2 separate regions of the Homo sapiens genome follow, and region 1 is linked to region 2. Evidence: read pairs that join two places in POLR2A ChIA-PET (ENCODE). Cell type or tissue: MCF 10A. All regions are shown on one strand. Links, peaks and the distances in the headings refer to the core of each region. The heading gives the core; the rest is flanking DNA. Region 1 overlaps TGM2 (transglutaminase 2). Region 2 has its middle 31 kb from the start of TGM2.

Region 1 (8,000 bases), core at 1-8,000, 52 kb before region 2:
CAGCCCCAGGGCGTGTGTGTTCTCCAAGTGAATACGGGTGCCTGATGTTTACGTAAGTGTGGTTGATAACCGCCCCACACTGTCCGCAGACTTCCAATGCTGAGGACTAGAGGCTGGATAGATACAGTCTAGCACATCCATGTGATGGACCACGGTCACATTAAATAAAAATTCAAATCACAGAAAACTATCTGCTGGAGAAATGCCAATGCTTTATCCAGAAGTGGACAGAGCTGGGAAAAAATGTTCCATGCCGCTGGAGGTCTTAAACCAGGGCCCACGGATCCCCCCAAGGCACTACCAACAGAATTCAGGGGTCTATGAACCCTATGATGGGGAAAAAAGGGTATCTTTGTTTTCACCATAGCACTTTCTTCAATTGCAAAAGCAGGAAATGACCATAGCAGCCTGAGGAGCACTTAGGACTTGTCACTCATAAGAACCACAGGCGTGGTCATTACAACCTTACAGCTGTCCCAGATGGCAGGAAATTAATTTATGCTCATAAATTATCTCTACAACTATATTATGGAACTTACTGACTCTACCGCTAGATCTTGTTCTATAAAGAAGCATATGTTATTATATCATAAATTCATTTTTTAAAACTTGTGACAACTGTATTTTAATGTAATTGGTTTTCTTTGTAACGCTATGTATTATATTTTATACATTTAAAAATATTCCTAGAAAGTGTCCATATGCATCACAAAATTGTGCCTTAGTGTACTCTCTCTTTCAAACACACAGGTACTACATATATATATGTGTGTTTATATACATACATATATAAACACACACATATACACCCGCATACAAATACACGATTTGAAATCAGTGGAAGCTCGTGTGAATGTTAATGCTGCTTATTTTAGAGGGAGGAGACAAAGATGCTATTTGATTTTTTTCTTTGAGCTTCTCTGTATTTCCTGCTTTCCGCAATGCACGTGAATTATTTTTGAGATTTATCAAGAAGTGTGTTATTAAGATGTAAGTGAGGTCCCCCACCCTTCTGTGGACCCATCAGTGGTCTCCGGGTGAGCTCCTAGTTCTGCCGCCCTCCAGCTGAGTCACTTTAACTCTCCAAGCCTCGTCTTCCCCATCTGTTTGACGCGACAGTGCCCGCCCACGCACCTTCGCTCTTCTCCTGGGGCGTTGGGTCCAGGGCCTGCCAGCCCTCGTACCCCGGCTGCAGGTCCGGCCTGGTCATCCACGACTCCACCCAGCAGTGGAAGTTCCTGAGGGGGATAGGGGGGCGGGAATGAAGCAGAACATGAGCAACATTCATCGCCACCTCCCACGGGCAGACCATGCATTCATGTCCCCAGATGCAAGCTCGCCTCGTCCCAAACTGAGCCCAGGGTGTCTCCCCACTGCCTTGTTCTTCCCCCCACGGGGGCCCATCTCACAGCACCCTCTCTAGCCAAGGCGCCCACTCCTACACCTCAGAGCCCTTCTCAACTCCTCTCCCCTCCTTGCCCCTCTCAGTGGCCCCTTTGACCTCCTAATTTCTTGGCTCCATCCCTTCTTTTCTGTCCGTTCAGGGCTTATCACTCCCCACCTGGACCACGCCCCAGCCCCCCGCCCATCTCTTCCCCTCTAGCCCTCCTGGCAGTTGTCAGCCCCGCCCTCTCCCACTCTGAATCCTTGAGTGACAACCTATTGCTTTTGGAATCAAGCCTGGGCCCCCTAATGTGGCATTCCAGACTCCCGACAACATTTGCAGCATGATTCTTCCTGAGGCCCCATCATGTATGTGGTTGACTTTCCCTCTAGGCCTTCCCCAAGCCTGCTCAAATACTGCTGAACTTTTAAGGCCCAATTCAAATGTGACCTCCTCCAAGAAGCCCTCCAAGGTTTCCTCTCCATGGGGCCCTCCCTACTGGGCTCCGATCCCACCCTGGCCCCCACCTCACCAGATCATCTCGCTCTTGTCACCCTGGATCTCCCCAAACTCATTGCGGAAGTACTCGATGAGAAGGTTGCTGTTCTGGTCATGGGCCGAGTTGTAGTTGGTCACGACGCGGGTAGGGATGCCCAGGCACCTCAGCACTGTTGGAGAGGAGTGGAAAGCGGGGTGAGGTCCTGGAGACATCCGCCCTGCTCTGGGCCTCCACCTGCCCATCTGCATTCCAGGGAACACTGTACCTGCTGTCCAAGTGCTGAGAACATGAGCCAGCCCTTCCTGCCGGGACAATGGCGCCCACCTCTCTGGTCACCCCATGTCCATTCTATGCCCCTCACATCACAGTTGCCAGAAGGAGACTCTAAAATACAAACCCCGGCCAGGCGTGGTGGCTCACGCCTATAATCCCAGCACTTTGAGAGGCCGAGGGGGGCCTGAGGTCAAGAGTTTGAGACCAGCCTGGCCAATATGGTGAAACCCCGTCTCTACTAAAAATACAAAAATTAGCCAGGCATGGTGGTGCACGCCTGTAATCCCAGCTACTCAGGAGGAGGCTGAGGCAGGAGAATTGCTTGAACCTGGGAGGCGGAGGTTGTGGTGAGCCAAGATTGCACCACTGCACTCCAGCCTGGGCGACAGAGTGAGACTCCATCTCAAAATGAAATAAAGTACAAATCTGATGTCACCACTCCTGTGATCAATTGTCCTTGGTTCCCCATGGCCCTTGAGGTCAAGGCCAGTGCCCTGGCCATGGCCCTTGGCCCTGCAGGGTCTGGCCCCTGAACCCCTCCTCGCACGCTGTGCTCCTCCACACTGGCCTCCAGCATGCTCTGCCTCTGCCAGCTTCAAGGCATCGGTGTCTGCAATTCCCTCTGCCTGGAAGGCTGCCTGCCAGGTTCAGGTTGCCCCATCATTTGCATTCATAGCACGGCTGGAGATCCTTCATCCTTCCAGTGTACAGGCATGTGAGGGATTCTTTAATTAGTCCTCCAAGGCCAGTGAGGGATCTGTCTTATGTTAGATCCTGGAGCCCAGCACAGGCCTGTCATTGACTATTTTGTCAAATGGGATGAAGGAGTGGAGGAAGGAGAGAGGAGAGGAAAGAGGGAGGGAGGGAAGGAGTGATTGAATGACTGACTCTCCCCAAGATAGGGACTTAAAGACTCAAACAGCAGAACAGGCAGAGGAGGGCACAGAGGTCGGGAGACCCAGCTGCTTTCAGCTGTGTGACCTGGGACCAGTCCCTTCATGTCTCTGGGCCTTGGTTCCATCTCTTTGTGCATTAGTGATGCCACTGAGGACTCATCATCATTCCCAATGTACAAGAACACGGATGCACGTGGCCCTATAAATAGGTCGCAGCACAGATCAGGGTCCTCAGACTTGTCCGGAGGGAGGGCCCTGCATACCTGCCAACGCCCTGTTTGCTGGGAAAGGGGCTGATGTTGCAATGACAGGTTAAACAGCAACAGGACATTGACTGGCATCTGCAAGCTGAGCTCAGCTCAGAGAGGCGAGGAGCACAGGGGAGGGAGGAAAATCCCGGTGTGGATCTCACCCACACGGCCCACTGGGTGCTCCTGGCAGACGGAATTATGGGTGCTTTTACTCTCTCATTTTAAAAATGTGCTTTTTATGTGTATTGTAAAAGTAACAGATTCCCAGAAAAAAATATCTAAAAAATGAAGAGAAACAAGATTAGGCGTAATAAGGTAATCTGTGGGACTTTTGTTTTACTTTTAGTTTTGATTGAAGTTGAGTTTGGGAGTGGGGGAGAAGGGATGCGACCTTTGCCCTGGGGCCACCATCGATAGGCCAGGGTAAGAGCTTACTGGTTGGCCCTGGATTCCTGCCAGGAGATTTGTAGGAGCTTCGAGGAAGGAGGAAGGAACAGCTATGACCTCCCCCTCTTGCCTGGTTTCTGTCCCCCTGAGGCCTGGGCAGGGCTCAGCCCTAAGGCTGCCCTCAGTGAAGGCTGGTGTCCTAACCACAGGTCTTATCCCACCATGCAGTGGGCCTGAGGACAGACCGGAGGACGGGGGAGGTCTGTCTCTGCTTTCCAGGGAGCCAAGTGCCACTCTTGCCCCAGGGGTGGTGTCCCGGGAGGCCTCCTCATCAGTCTAACAGGAGGCTGCCCCAGCACCGTGCACACCTGGATCAGAGACTGACCCTGCTGCTCACCAGCTGTATGACCTTGGGCAAGCCACTCCCCTCTCTGAGCCTCCATTTCCTCCTCAGTAAGACAAGCTAATAATAGCAGCTTGTGGGGATTTGTGGTGATTCAGAGAGAGGCCGCGGGTGTGGGCACAGCCTTGTCTGCCCATTCCCAGAGCAAGCATTGAGGGGGTGCTCGGGAACAGCACAGTGTGTCATGGTGCCCGTTACGGCAAACGTCGTCCATCAGTGCTGGCTGATTCATGGACATTGAGGAAGTACAGTGAGGGATCCGGCTAAGAAAGCTGGAATGCCAGGCTCCCCTGGAAATCCCCAAACCCAAGCCTAACCGGAGCCAGAGACTGTGCTAAGTGATCTCTCCCTGGTATTAAGAGCTTCCTATGAATGAGATCAGTCACCATTGTCTCCATTTTATAGATGAGGAAATTGAGGCTTGGAGGCATCAATTCTCTTGCCCAAGTCCACCCAGGGGTTAGTGGCAGAGCTGGATTCAAACCCAGGCAGTCCAGCTCCAGAGTTCATGGGCCAATTCACCATTGGCTCCCCACGTGAACTCCACGGCCACAGTGGTCAGACAGCCCTTTTCTTGGCCAAGTTTTCCCTGGCTCCATCCTACACAGCCTGGGAAGAGGCTGCGGGGACCAGAACACAGCCCTGCAGTGGGCAGCTGAGGGGCAGGATCTGCTGCTCAATCTTCAGGCGGCCACAGCCCAGGGTGACCAGGATGACCAGGGTTTCTGCCGGTGAGCCTGGGGATCCAGGTCTTGGATTTCGGGGTTTTTCCAGGAAAACCCATGGGCTTCTTTGAAAAGAGGTGTTTTAGGGCTCTCAGAGGGAAGTGTCTGGCATGAAGGAGTTTCCACAAGAAAAAGGAATTCAGAGGTCACGGGGAACAGGCAGTCCCAGGCAGAGAGGCAGGAGTCAGAAGGCAAGGACAGCCGAGCTGAGAACCTAGGTTAGGCTGCCCTGACCCAGCCTGCTGGTGTGGAGGATGTGCTGGGGGCCCTGCCAGGCACCCTTTCCTGGGCCTTAGCACTGGTTTTGGAATCAGAAAAGCTGGAAGCCCCAGACCAGCCTTTTAGATTGAGCCTGGTAATAATAATAGTCGTGACAATAAATAGTATCATCACATAAGTATTTTCTATTATGCACCCAAAATCATTTTAAGCACTTCCCACATTCATTTATTTATTTAGAGATGAGGTCTCGCTCTGTCACCCAGGCTGGAGTACAGTGGTGCAATCATGACTCACCGCAGCCTCGACCTCCTGGGCTCAAGTGATCCCCCTGCCTCAGCCTCCCAAACAGCTAAGACTACAGGTGCACCACCACCACGCTCAGCTACCTCACACATATTAACTCATTTAATCCTCACAACCATCCCAGTATAAAGGTACTACCGTTGTGCCCATTTTACATACAATGGAACTGTGGTTCAGAGGAGTTAAGTGATTTACCTAAGGACACACAGCTGGTAAGAAGCAGAGCTAGGATTTGAACCCAGGCCTTGACTTCAGAATTTGTGCTCTCTCTCTTTTTTTTTTTTTTTTTTTTTTTTTGAGAGAGGATCTTGCTCCGTTGCCCAGGCTGGAGTGCAATGGTGCAATCATAGCTCATTGCAGCCAACCTCCAGGGGTCAAGCGATCTTCCTGCCTCAGCCTTCTGAGTAGCCAAGACTCCAGACACACAACCATGCCTGCTAATTTTTATTTTATTTTATTTTTTTGTAGAGACAAGGTCTCACTATATTGCCCAGGCTGGTCTCAAACTCCCGGCCTCAAGCAATCCTCATGTCTTGAGTCTACGTTCTTAGCCAGCATGTGATGCTAACCCATTCTCATAAGCACCATCATCAGCCTGGCAACAATCATCGACATTTTCTGGCCTTAAATTTTGAAGATTTTTGTTTTAGATTTATTTTACTTTTTTGGTTTTAAATTGCTCGATATTCCCCCTCTACATTTTAGAACATGCTTTCTTTCTTGACACTGATATTACTGTTAGGATCCAGTTATTACTGGCTAATATTTGCCGAGAGTGACACTGGGCTAGGTTCTGTGCTGAGTAGCTTCATGTCACACCCACTCTAGGAGGAAGGTCTTGATGTTGTCCCCATTTTCCAGACGAGGAAACTGAGGTTCAGAAAGAAGTCATTTGCTCAAGGTCACAGAGCAAGTGGTGGGAGGGAGGGGGTTTTTAACTCAAGTTAAAAATCCTGAGTTTTTGAGAACGTGGGCTCCAGTGCCCAAGTTCTCAGCCCTGAGCCCATGCAGTCTCTCCAATGATAGCCCTTGATCCTAACAACCACTGGAGGGATGGCTATTGGATAAAGGACCGGAGAGGGTGGTCACAGGCTCTAGGCCACATAGCGCATTGAGAGTGTTGGTGGCAGGGGGCAGGACCAGGGCAGGGATGTCCTGATTCCTACTCCAGTGCTCTTCGTGCCCCCTCCCAGGGCTCATGACCCACATCCCAGCGTGCAGCTCACCTGTGCAGGCCACGGCGGCGAAGACCCAGCACTGGCCATACTTGACGCGCTGGCAGCCGTGGTTCTTCCAGCGCCGCAGGATGTCCACGCTGCCGATCCAGGACATGGGGCTGACGCCGTCCCCGTAGTTGTTGTCCCAGCGTCCCAGCAGCACACCCTGGTCATCGTTGCAGTTGACCTGCAACCAGTGGGGCAGCACGGGGACTGAGCCTGGGATGGGGTGTCGGCTGTGCCGCCTGGGTGAGCCTGAGTACAGCAGGGGGTGAAAGCTGGGGAGGGGAGCTCCAGGGTGAGGAAAGAGCAGGTGCAAAGGGGCCATCGTGTGACAGACTGGTGTGCGGCAGATGGTGGGGGCTGGAGCCGGGGGACAGGAGGGAGATGGGGAAGAAGGAGGTGGGGCAGGGTCAAGGACTTGAACGCGATACTGGGGATGTGACTCTGTCCTATGAACACAGGATTGCTCGGGAGTGACATGGTGTGATCTAAGTTTTACAAAGACCCGCTTGGGCCCCCCACCCCAGATTGTGTCGTTCCCCCTAAACTCCCATTACCTCGAGAATAAAATCAGCCTCCTGACCATGATCCAAGAGGCCCTTCTGGTCTCACCCCTGCCCACCTCTGCAGCTTCCTCTGCACCCACGGGCCCTGCTCACTCCACTCCAGGCACACTGGCCTCTCTTCCTTCCTCAAACCTGCCAAAGTCGCTCCCTTCTCAGGGCCTTTGCACAGCTGTGCCCTCTGCCTGGAATGCCCTTCTCCTGGGTACCACCTTAGGGAGCCCCTCAGCCCCTCCCTGAGCCTGGCCCTGCAGTCCAACGCTCTCACACCTCGGGTTCCTTCAGAGCGTGCACCATCATTTATGAACCATGTGAACTGCCTGCTCGTTCATATGGTAGTTTGGTTAGTGTCTGTCTCCCCTCCCCTCCCCTCCCCTCTATAACACAGTCTCCATAAAGCTAGAGATCACACAGGACTTGCACACAGCTGTCTCCCCAGTGCTTAGGACATAAGTGGTACTTGATAAATATTTACTGAAGAAATGAATAAATTAATTGCTCTGGGGGACCCCATAGCATCACCCTCATCTGTGCAAATCTTATCTTTCCAATATAAGGTCTTTTCCCCAAGACTTACCCATCTCCCGGGTCCCCCACCGCGCCTAGCCTGTGTCTCCACTGCGAGGGAGAGGCCTGCGGGAGCCCCCTGTAGGCCCCGCCCCTGGATGGGCCATGCCACTCACTCACCATGCCACTCACCACCCGGCCCACGTAGACGGGGCTGCTGCGGCGGGAGCAGTCACGGCCGGCGTTCTTCAGGAACTTGGGGTTGACATCTAGAAGGATCAGGCAGATGTCTAGGATCCCATCTTCAAACTGTGTCAGAGGAAACAAGAGGAGAAAGAGGGAGCTGGGAAGGCACCTCCTCCAGGAA
Region 2 (12,140 bases), core at 2,338-10,337:
CTATGAAGGATGTTGGGCAAATTTCTGTTGTGTGGGGCTGTCCCATCCATTGTGGGGTGCCCAGCATTCCCGATTCTTGCCCTGTAAATGTCACTAGAGCCCCCAGTGCAAAAACGACCCCCCATGAATTATGTAAAATGTCCCCTAGAGAACTACTGATTTAAACCCACTCCATCTCAATCTTAACCTTTTCACCCCACACTAAGTTGTTGGCATTTGAGTCCAAGGTCGGGGGTTGGTAGTGACTCTTATTATATTGTTTTTCATTTCTTTTTAGAGACAGGATCTTGCTTTGTCACCTGGGTTGGAGTGCAGTGGCACATTCAGAGCTCACTGCAGCCTCGATCACTGGGGCTCAAGCGATCCTCCCACCTCAGCCTCCTGAGTAGCTAGGTCTACGGGTGCGTGCCAACACGCCCAGCTAAATTTTTTGGTGTGTTTTTTGTAGAGACAGGGTGTCTCTATGTTGCCCAGGGTTGTCTTAAGCTTCTGGCCTTAAGACAAGGCCAGAAGTGGTGATCCTCCCTCCTCAGCCTCCCAAATTGCTGGGATTACAGGCACAAGCCACTGTGCCCAGCCATTCTTATTATATTTTATTTTCTTATATTCAGCCCATCGGTCCTGCTGGTCAGGGTCTTTGGACATCCTGGTTCTGATATCCAATGCCTTATTGCCCCTCCTAGCTGTGCTGTACTGGGCCATCTTCCCACCTTAAAATGATTTATAGACATGTTGAACAGGATGGGGCTGGGGACAGAGCCCCGTGACATTCCACTGTGGACCTTTGTCAACGGCAATAGCAAGCTGATCGTTGATATCTTCTGGCTTCTGGTTATCATAGGGATACAGCCCAGCTTCCATCAATTTGTTCTTCCAGTGCCTAAATGTTAGAACTCCATGCAGGTGGAAAGAGTGTATCTCAGAAGACAGAAGTGACTTGCCCAGGCTCACTCAGCAAGTCAGAGTCAGAGCAGGGGCAAAGTAAGCTGCCTGAGGCTGACCCACTCCAGGGCTTAGGGGATTTAAATTCCTCTGATGGCTACTCAGCAGCTCAGAGTGGACCATGCACTGCTCTGATCTAGCCTAAAAAGGGGTGGAATCCGAGGGCCTGCCCCAGCCAAGCACACGGTGTCCATTAGCCTATTTTGGCATCTGGTCTGACTCTGGAGAATGGGCAGGGGGCCAGTGCTCTGCAGAGAGGGTGGGTTGAGCAGACCCATCTGATTAGAGGCACCAGCAGCTGCCTACTCAGGCTTCTGGGACAGAGTGACGGACAGAGCCCCCACATGCTCTGTGCTTCAGACCTAAGAACATAATCTCTACCCTCTGGGCCTCAGTTCTGCTACCTGTAAAGTGGGAGCAATTCCTCCTCCCTTGCTTACTTCCCAGAGGTATTGTAAGGAACCAGCAAAGAGGACTAGACTGTTTAGGCCTTCTAGAACATTCCAAACACATTGTCCTTTGCTCTGAGAGAAATGGGAGCCACTGAAGGAGTTTGAACAGAGGAGAGAAGCAATGTGCCTTAGATTTTTAAAAGGATGTTCCGGATACTGTGTGAGGAACAGATCACATTACGGGGAAGCTTGGAGCTGCTGAACCAGTAAGGAGACTATTGAAATAATCCAGGCCAGAGACAATGGTGGAGGTAGGGGAGCTGGTGAGAAAGGGTCACGTTCTGGATACATCTTGAAAGTAGAGCCAACAGAATTTACTAACAGACTGAGTGTGCGTGTGAGAGGCGTGTCAAAGGTGATTCCAAGGGTTTTGACCTCAGTAGGAGGGAGTTGTCATTGCCCGGGAAGGGAAGGTTGCAGGAGTTGCTGGTTTAGTGGGGCGAAAGCAGAAGTTTGAGTTTGAGACATGTGAAGTTTGAGTTGCCTCAGACATCCAAATGGAAATGTCAGGTATGTCATCATTAAATAAATAAGCCCTGCTGCCTCCTGAGGAGCACATGACTTCAACAGCATGGACTCAGCTTTCTAAGAAATGGCAGCTTGGTCAGACATGAGTGTCAGCATTCGAGCACCCACCTCCTGGCCACTGTTTTCTCTGTCTGCTCAGCTTCTTAATATACTCGCCTCATCTCCCATGTCTCCCCTGGTGCCTCAGTTCCAGCCCTACTCAATGGGTAGCTGCTTTTTCTCTAAGACACTCTGGGTCGACCTGGAAACCCCAAAAGCAAATTCTGAATACTTGAGGCAGCTTGTATTTAAAATCAGATCATCCTGTCTCTTTAGCCCAGGAGTTTGAGGCTGCAGTGAGTTATGATTGCACCACTGCACTCCAGCATGGGCAACAGAACAAGATCTCATCTCTTAAAAAAAAAAAAAAAGAAAAAATCAGATCATCCCAAACAAATGCCCCCCGGTGTGTAAAAATCTACCCAGGTGTTTTTGTGCACTGTAGAGACAGATATGTTTATTTCCTATAAGTGGATTATTATGCACGCAGGAGAGCTCTGAACCCATCCCTGCCATGAACAGGTGGGGAACTATTAGTGAGTCAGTCTTTGAGCCTGCGTGCTCATCTGTAAAATGGGCACAAGGGAAGTGACAATCAGAGCGGAGTTCAGGACCACATCTTCTGGACACTGACTCAGCCGGGCTCCTGAGCTGGTCTTCTGGGTTCGGCCAGAATCACTGATTGTTCAGGAAGCAACTCCTGGAGACCAGATTGTTCCAAGAAGGAGAGGAAACTCAAATCTTAGAAATGGGTGGTGGCTTTCCTATGTCACACAGCAACGCAGGTCTGAACTGGGGCTGGGACCAGGCTCTCCTGAGGTCAGTTCAGGGGATCACCCTCACCCTGCCTCCTCACTGCATACACACACTCCCAGGGTCTCTGAACTTAAAGCAGCCCACTTCCTAGCCAAAGAAACATTCCCTCGACCCCACCTCGTGTTCCACTTTGCCAGGGACCCTCCCTCCCTTCTCTCTCCTCCCTGCCTGGACATTCTCTCTGTACTGCTGCCACCTGCTCAGCTGCTTGGTTTTACGCAGCCCCCCATGAATTCAACCTTCAGAGAAAAGTCTAGATTTCTGGCCTCTGTGGGTCCATGGACCCAAGTATAAAGTTTATAGAGCATTTACTTTGTGCCAAATACTGTTATGAGTGATCAATCACTTACCAACCCTCTTAGCAACCTTAAGACATTGAAACAGGTGGGGCGCAGTGGCTCACGCCTGTAATCCTAACACTTTGGGAGGCCAAGACGGGTGAATCACGAGGTCAGGTGTTCGAGACCATCCTGACCAACATGGTGAAACTCTGTCTCTACTAAAAATACCAAAATTAGCCAGGCGTGGTGGTGCACACCTGTAGTCCCAGCTACTCGGGAGGCTGAGGCAGGAGAATAGCTTGAACCCAGTAGGCAGAGGTTGCAGTGAGCTGAGATCGCACCACTGTGCTCCAGCCTGGGTGACAGAGTGAGATGCCATCTCAAAACAAAAGCAAAAACAAAAAACACTGATACTATCATTAGTCCATTTTACTAAGTAAACTAAGTCCCAGAAAGGTCAAAAGGCAGAGCTGGGATTTTAAAAAGTGGCCATCAGGCTCTTAACCCCCATGCTCTGGTGGCCAGAAATCTTGCCCTGATCAATTTCTATGGTCACTGCTTCAGGCAGCCCCCTCAGCTCTCACCCCTGCCTGTCCCTGGTCCAAGAGAGCCAGGCATCGGGGGGTAGCCTCCAGGGAAGATATGTCCAGGCTAAAAAGCAGGGAAGGCTACAGTGGGTCTGGGTCAGTATCAGAGAGGGACATGGGCTAGGACAGGCTCACTCTCAGTACCGTCCACCCATAGCTGAGTTTGGCTCTGCCAGGGGCTGGGCCAAGCCCTGCAGGCCAAGCAGGAGACACCCCCCAGGGAAGGCCAGGCCCTGAAAAACAAGCTTCCTCCCTCTGCCAGCTCAGCCTGCCCAGCCCCGCTGGAGGCCTCAGTGGCAAAGCCGCCATCCTCCAGGGCCAAGGCTGGGCTTTCAGGACATTCAGGCCCCAGAGCCTGAGGCCCCCAGCCCTGCCCTGAGCTCTAGCCTTTTCTTCTGAAAAGAGACCCCTGTTCTCTCCCTGAGCACATATTTTGACCCTTTATTTTCTGCCTAGGCAAGAAGCAGGGAGAGGAGCCCCAGAATGCCTGTAAGGACATCTAAGCTGTCCATTTAACAACTGGGGAAACTGAGGCACACAGCAGAGAAGTGGCTTACTAAGATTAGTCTGCTGGTAAAGTGGTGGGCCTGGGACTAGAACTCAGATCTGAGTCACTCTCAAGTCTAGCCATCCACCGCATTGCAGGGCCTCTAAGAGGAGAGGAGAGGCTTGGGAGAATGCAGGGTATGCTTGGAACACCCCCAAAGAGGAGTGTGTCAAACAGATGCTCCTGTGATGCCAGGGTCCACACTTTCCTGGTAACAAGAGAGTTAGGACAGAGCCCTCAGGACTAAAACCATTTCCTTAGAAAAAGGGAAAACCAAAACAAAGCAAAAAATAAAAACACAAACAGTCAAACCCACAATGAGCAGTCATACTCACCACTCCCTCACATGGAGGAACAAACTTAGATGGAAGATGTGGAGGTGGCTTGGTGTTGCCATCCATCCATCTTTCCATCCATCCATCCATCCATCCTTCCATCCATCCATCCATCAATCCATCCATTCATCAAACATTTGTTTGCCCACATAATGTATTCCAGGTGCTATGCTGGGTGATTGGGATTTAGCTTTTCACAAACCAGTCTCAATTCTCCTGGAAACAGACAAGACAAGAGGCAATTATCAATATGCACAAATGTAGCCAGCTCCATGTTGTTGGGTCAAGAACAGGAGACATAGATCCCGAAAGAGGGCACCAAACCTAACCTAGGAAAGAGCATGGTCAGGGAAGGCATCTAGGAGGAGGTGATGTTGGAGCTATCTTTTAAACGATATGTAGGAGTTAGCCAGGTAGGCAAGTGGGAACAGCAGGTGCCAAGGCCTGGTGGGGCAAGACAGTGCAGCCTCTTTAAGGAACTGCTGGGAAGCCAGTCACCCTGAAGGAGGCTTGGGGAAAGACGAAGTGAGTCCAACCCATGTGGATCTTCTGGGGCTTCCCCAAGCCCTGATGTTTAGGTTTCTGCTCTGACAAAGGTCAGGAGGAGGTTATGGAGATGCTGGGGGCTGGGCCAAGAACAGGGAGCAGAGGCGGGGAAGCTGGAGACCAGGCAGATTCTTTGGAACTTCCTGGAATAAGACCTCCAAGTTCATGGCATGTCCACGGCTCAGGGCCAGGGTGCTTGCTTTTCTGAACCCACGTTTCCCATTTGAGGCTGAACAGGTGGTGGAATTCTAGGTGCTTAGAGTTAGAAAATGATGATGATGACGATGACCACTTATCCCTGGATAAGGGCCTGGCCTGGATCAGGTTTCCCACAAATACTGGTTCTAATTCTTGCCACACTGTTTGCTGTGGAGGTCAGGGAGGTCAATGAAGTTTCACCCAGGATCCTACAGCTGCTCAGAAGTAGAGTTGGGATTGGATCCAGGGGTATCTGATCCGAGCTTCAGCCAGGTGTGAAAGGGGTCCTCAGTGGGACGGGCTGTTGCAGGTGGGACCCCAAAGCAGGCTCTGAGACAGGATTTGTGTGAAAGTGGCTTATTAGGGAGTGACCCCAGGAAACACCAGAGCCAAGCGGGATGCTGGGTAGCGAAGGGAAGGAGGCCAAGTACAGGAAACACCAGAGCCAGGCGGGATGCTAGATAGGGAAGGGAAGGAGGCCAAGTACAGGAATGCCAGCAAGGTGAGTCCTCAGGCAGGGCAGAGGCGGAAGAGAGCTGGAGTCTCTATTGCCCCTGCCCTGGCAGTCGTTGGGTAGTGGCTGTACCCCCAAGGGAATGAGAGGAGGCATCAGTTTTCGGGCACTTCCAGCTCCCTCTATGTCCAGGCAAAAGGACTTCTGGCAGCTGGGGCAGCCCACGACAGAGACACAGGTGCAGGCTGCTGGGGATAAGTGCATATCAGGAGCTGCTGTGCTGGAGATCAGAAAGGGATTCCTAGGATCTACAGGTGCACAGAGGAGCTGAGCAACCATCCCAGGACCTGGCCAGTTTCTGTGGTCACCTCGCTGTCTGCAAAATGCTTCCGTACTGTTCCGCCTCCACACTTTTGCACATGCTGTGCTCACTCATTCAACAAATAGTCCTCAAGACCCTACTATGCACCCACTATGAGCTAGGCTCAGGAGCAGGGCGGTGAACAGAACAGCCTGGCTTGGTCTTTCCCCTTATGGAGCTTAGAGGCTGGCTGGGAGACAGACACCAGGTCATCACTGCAAAGAGATGTGAGCTCTGAAAGGAAAGAGGGAGGTTCTCTGAGAACAGAAAAACTTGATGTAAACTGAGGGCATCAAGGAGAGCTTCCCTGAGGAAGTGACGTCTCAGCTGAGATCTAGTGGGGGAAGAGACACAACACAGACAGTGGGAACAGCCAGCCACCCAGAGCTTCCCTGATGAGGGTCTCTCAGCCCCAGGAGCTCCTGGGGGAGGCCAGTCCTGTTCAGGAGACTTGGACAAGCTGAATCCCTTCACCGAGCCTCAGTTTCCTCATCTATGCAAGCACGCAGAAGCAGCTTGGGCTTCCAGCTCTGACCTTGGCTCAAAATATCCACTGAGAAGTGGGCACAGCAGCTGTTGGACTCTCAGTGACCTCTGGCCCTGTGACCCCAGAGCCTTCCTCCCTGTGCCCTCTGTGGTCAGACTGTGACCTCTGGGGCTTATCAGCCTGGCCCCTAGGGTACCCCACGTATGATGCCTGAGTTGCAAAACAACTGCCCAGTTCCCCAGAAGGCTGCTTGAGAAATGTCAGCCCTCAGGGGAAGCTGACGTGGCGTCAGTGCTTTCAGAGCTATTGCAGAAATGGCTCCATTTCTGGAGAAAGCCCAGCCTGCGTGATAGCAAGACTGGCTGCTAGACTCAGAGCTGGCAGCGGCTTGGTGTGCATCCCTGGGCAGCCTGTAACCTCACAGTATCACAGCTTATCCTTTGGGGGCCTGCAAACCTTCCATGCGTGTTCATTCATTCAACAAATATTTACTGAGTACCTGCTATGTGCCAGGCAATGTTCTAAACACTAGGGGAGACAGCAGTAAACAAAAAACAAGCAAAAGAACAAAACCCAAAAATTAAAGGCCTGCCCTTGTGGAGCTTACATTCTGCTGAGGGAGTCCAACAACAGACAAATAAACAAACATGTGTATACATAATATTGGCCGGTGATAAGTACTTTGCAGGAAAATACAGAGGGACAGAACTGCTAAATAAGACAGTGAGGTCAAGGAAGTCCTCTTTCAAGAGGTAACGTTTGAGTAAAGACCTAAAGGAAGTGAGAGAGGAAACTATGTGGATATCTGGGGAATGAGTACACCAAGGGTATACAAAGCCAAGGGAAGAGTAAGTGCAAAGATCCTGGGGCAGGAATGCACTTGATGTGTAAGGAATGGCAAGAAGGCCGGTGTGGCTGGAGTCCAGTGATGGAGATGGAGGATGCATTGGACACTGGGGTTACAAACCTGAGTGCATTTTGTCAATGTGTTTGCATATGTGCGTGTGTGTGTGAGAGAGAGAGAGGAAGAGAGACGGACAGAGAGACAGAGACAGAGAGAAAGGAGACACAGAGAGACCTGGAGACACATAGCTTCCTTTCTTTCTTCCACCACCCCCTCCCCATCTTGGCATCATCATGATTAAGAGAGGGGAAAACACAGATGATTAAATGATTTAAATGTGCAAGTAAAATAACACCTCAGTGAGCACATTATGCAAATCTATTTAATTAACATCCTAAATGAGGTGAAGCCACCAAGGCGGATGAGCTAATTTCCCTGGGGGCTCCAGCTCCATTCTTGCCCTCCCTGAATGCCAGAAACTTCTCTGGGTGGAAGGAAAGGGGGTGGGCAGGGGCTCACAAGAGGGCCTGCTGCATGCTGGCACTTGGCACACAGGGGAGGCTTTACCCTAATTTACTCTCAATTAGCAGCAACAGTTACTGCCCTGTTTCATAGAGGAGAAAACTGAGGCTTGGAGAGGGCGCAGAGATTAGAACCCAGACCTCCTTAGAGCTCTTTGCTAAAAAAATTTTCAACTTGTCTCTTGGAGAGGTTTGAGCCTTTAGAAAGGACTGCCGCTTCCTTACATCTTTAAGGCAGGAATTATCTGCAAACCTTTTCTGTAAAGGGACAGATAATAGGCTTTGTGGGCCAGAACCAACTGTGTCTTTGTAGTTCAAAAGCAGCCACAGATAATCTATCAATGAATAGGCATGGCTGTGTTGCAGTAAAACTTTATTTACAAAAACAGGTCCCGAGGCCAATCTACAGGCTGCAGTTTGCTGATTGCTCTAAGGGATCTGACTGAATCAGAGCTTCCCCTGTGCAAAGCAGTTAACCACGGAAGGCCGTGGGACTCTAGGCAAGTCCCTCATCCCTCTGATCCTGTTTCTTCACCTGGACAATGAAGGAATGTTCTGGGTGAGGTCCAGTGATGAGAGGGGGGTGAAGCCGCCCATAGGAAGACAGAAGCTGCCCTGAACTTTGGGTGGGGCAGACCCTGGCAAGACACTGTTTGGCTACTATCACTGCATCACAACTTCGTGGTGTAAAACTCGCAGGGTCCTGTGGGTCAGGATAGCAGGCATAGCATAAGGAGAGACAGTTTGTCCTGATACGTGATGTCAGCTGGGAACACTTGAAGGGTGACTCAATGGCTGGAGGGTGGAATCATCTGGAAGCATCTGCACTTGCAGGTCTGAGGATTGACACTGGCTGTCAGCTGGGAGTTCAGCTGGGCTGTTGCCAGAGCACCTCTACGTGGCCCCTCTGAGGGGTCTCTCTGCATAGACTGTTTGGGCTTCCCCACAGCATGGTGGCTGGGCTCCAAGAGAGTTAGGTGGAAATGCATTTTTATGACCTAGCTATGGAAGCCACATGTTGTCACTTCCATCACACTCTATTGTCAAGACAGTCACAAAGGGGAAGGAACATAGACCCCCACTGCTCAATAGAAGGAGAGTCAAGGTCACAGCGTAAGAAAACCATATGGGATGGGTGATGTTGTGGCCAACTATGGCCAATACAATCTACCCCATGCTCATGGTGAGAGGCCCCCATGTGGAGTCTGGGCCTAGAACCTTGCTTCACTGATTCAAGGCAGCATCAGCCCTGTTACTGGGAGCCCAAGCTGTTCAGACCCCTCCCTCCAGACCCATCCAAGCCTTTTCTGGTCAAAACCAGCCCATGCTTAATCCTGGGTCTCCTTCCAAAGTAACCCTGAGCCATTGCTGCAGTAGGACTGTATTCTCAGTCAGAGTTAAGCCTTTTTTCTTACAAACAATGAAGGAGGGCCGGGTGCACGGTGGTTCATGCCTGTAATCCCAGCACTTTGGGAGGCCAAGGTGGGCGGATCACGAGGTCAGGAGTTCGAGACCAGCCTGGCCAACATGGTGAAACCCCCTCTCTACTAAAAATAAAAAGATTAGCCAGGCATGGTGGCAGGTGCCCGTAATCCCAGCTATTCGGGAGGCTGAGGCAGGAGAATTGCTTGAACTTGGGAGGCGGAGGTTGCAGTAAGCCAAGACTGTGCCACTACACTCCAGCCTGAGCAACACAGTGAGACTTTGTCTCAAAAAAAAAAAAAATGAAGGAAACATAAGCAAACAGCTCCCACCCACACGTCAGCCCTGGTGACCCCAGCATTTACAGTAGAGTTGGCCAAGCAGATGGAGAAATGTTGAGACAAAACTAGCTGGGAAATGCCTCCCAAGCCACAGGATGTGATTATGTGTGGTGGGCTGGAGGGTGGAGCTGGGGTCCTGGCATGGACCCCCAGAGCAGAGGCCTTCACAGAGCAGCTGGGTGGAATGGGGTCCCCGCCAGAGGCTGGGGTGCACCAGGGTCACGCGGCTGCCGCAGATGATTGCAGAGTGGAAGGAATCACTGAGGTCAGAGTTGCCGAGGCTCTGCGGGGAGATCTGAAAGCCTGAGCAGCCCCCAATCAAATTAACAATGGCTCCCTGACCTGGCTCATTCCTGAATTCCACCTCCTCCACCATCTGATCCTCTCCCCAGCAATGAGAGTGAGTTGGAGGAGGAGCCCTGGACTCCAGACAGGGAGGGACTCGCTGGGGTCTCACAATAAGCCAGAGGCTGAGCTGAGACTAGAACCCAGGGCCCTGCCTCTTCCACTGAGGCAGTCCAGCAGAGGCCTCTGGGGCTTCAGAATCCCTTGTATGTACATGGGTCTAGGCCGGACACAGTGGCTCATGCCTGTAATCCTAGCACTTTGGGAGGCTAAGGCGGGTGGATCACCTGAGGTCAGCAGTTCGAGACCAGCCTGGCCAACATGGTGAAACACAGTCTCTACTGAAAAAAAAGAAAATTAGCCAGGTGTGGTGGCACATTCCTATAATCCCAGCTACTTGGGAGGCTGAGGCAGGAGAATTACTTGAACCCAGGAGGCGGAGGTTGCAGTGAGCCGAGATAGCGCCATTGCACTCCAGCCTGGACAACAGAGTGAGACTCTGTCTCAAACAAAACAAAACAAAGCAAAACAAAACAAAACAAAAAGGGTCTAATATTAATAATCATGCCACCTCCCACTCATGGCACTCACATGCCAGTGCTTCACCTCACAGAACCCCCCAACAGTGCTAGAGGGTAGGACTCCTCTGTCACCCCCATTTCCAGAGGAGGATATGTGACTTAGAGAATGAATGGTGGAGCTGGGACAAGACCCCAAGCCTGGCACTTGCACTCAGGGGCACGTTTTGTGGGTGGGAAGCGGCCCTCCCTGAAAGTGCTGGCATGCTAGCATACCCCCAGCCCTGTTCAAGTGCTTGGAAGCTTCCTGACCCAGGCCACTGGCAACCAGAACTCCCAGGGCCCCTGGCTGAATCCGGCTATGTTGTCAGGAGTTCCTGGCAAGTGTGGAAGCAGGTGGGCCCCACAGACTTCCCAACCCCAGCTATCCTAGCAGCTGCAGCCAGGATAATTGTCCCCATTTTTTTTGGGGGGGGGGGGTGGGGAAACAGAGTCTCCCTCTGTTTGCCCAGGCTGGAATGCAGTGGTGTGATCTTGGCTCACTGCAACCTCCACCTGTGCATCAACCTCCAGGGTAGCTGGGATTACAGGCGTGCGCCACCACGCCTGGCTACTTTTTTGTATTTTTAGTAGAGGCGAGGTTTCACCATGTTGGCCAGGCTGGTCTCGAACTCCTGGCCTCAAGTGATTCACCCGCCTTGGCCTCCCAAAGTGCTGAGATTACAGGCATGAGCCACTGTGCCTGGTCAATTGTCCCCATTTTAACAGATAGGCAAATCGAAGCCCAGAGAGGAAACCAGGCCACCCTTTCCAGAGGGGTTGAGGCGAGGAGCAGAAGCTGCAGTTAGACCCTAGCTCCTTCCCCAGGGTGAGCTGGATGCGTGGGAACCATGGAGGAGCAGGCACGAGTGAGCGGCTTCCTCCCTGCAGATCTCAGCAGATCAGACAGTCGCCATGACTCATCCCCACATCCCATCGGCCCTGAGGCTGCCCTGGCCTGGGACTTCCTAGCTCCAGTCTTGTTGCTCAGGGGTGTGGAGGACACCAGATCTACCCTTACCCTCCACCCATGCCTGGGGAGACATTGTTCTTAATGAAACACACCAGATGGGTGGGGTGACCATGTCATTTATTGGCCAAACCAGAACAATTTGGAGAGCTATTAATAATGATGTGGTGATTGTTAGCATTAACCAGGACTGGCCAAGACAAGTAGGGATGTCTGGTCTCTCTATTGACAACTGCAATAGTCATTGCCTAACTCCAAGTACTAGACGCACCAATGTCAGTCACTCAGGCATCAGCCACAGGTTAGGGCCAAAGTGTTCCGGGGCAGGTATATTTTTGAGAATTCCTCAAGTCAGGGGGCACTCCTAGGGGAATTCAAGTCTACGTGTAGGACATACTTTGAAATGAGACTGCTGAGTTTGCATCTTGGTCCTACCATGTAAGGGCTGTATGAGCTCAGACCCGTTACCTATTCCCTCTGACCCTGAGTTTCCTGATCTATAGAACCAATTGACCCCCGTAGAACTGTTGCGGGAACAAAAAGAGATAACTCAGGGTAAATGACCCA

Evidence for each region. ChIA-PET counts read pairs that join two places held together with the same protein. Peaks named below come from ENCODE experiments on the same cell type or tissue, not always from the same donor. Only the 100,000 strongest peaks of a DNase experiment are listed, where the experiment ranks them.
Region 1: POLR2A ChIA-PET joins it to region 2 with 20 read pairs; 3 of 35 experiments call an interaction of 5 or more read pairs at or near these places.

Annotation. Positions count from the first base shown.
Region 1 is chr20:38,140,148-38,148,147 of GRCh38, forward strand. TGM2 (transglutaminase 2) reads right to left here. Exons shown (of 13, transcript NM_004613.4): 5 at 7,814-7,942; 6 at 6,570-6,747; 7 at 1,917-2,052; 8 at 1,135-1,238. Among named protein-coding and RNA genes, the nearest start is that of TGM2, 21 kb to the right of the region's middle. RefSeq lists enhancers at 2,088-2,757, 2,758-3,426. In MCF 10A, for the core only: no CTCF peak of the experiment used is centred there; DNase peaks (open chromatin) are centred at 24, 3,354, 3,804, 4,224 and 2 weaker places.
Region 2 is chr20:38,189,979-38,202,118 of GRCh38, forward strand. No RefSeq gene overlaps it. Among named protein-coding and RNA genes, the nearest start is that of TGM2, 31 kb to the left of the region's middle. In MCF 10A, for the core only: no CTCF peak of the experiment used is centred there; a DNase peak (open chromatin) is centred at 6,873.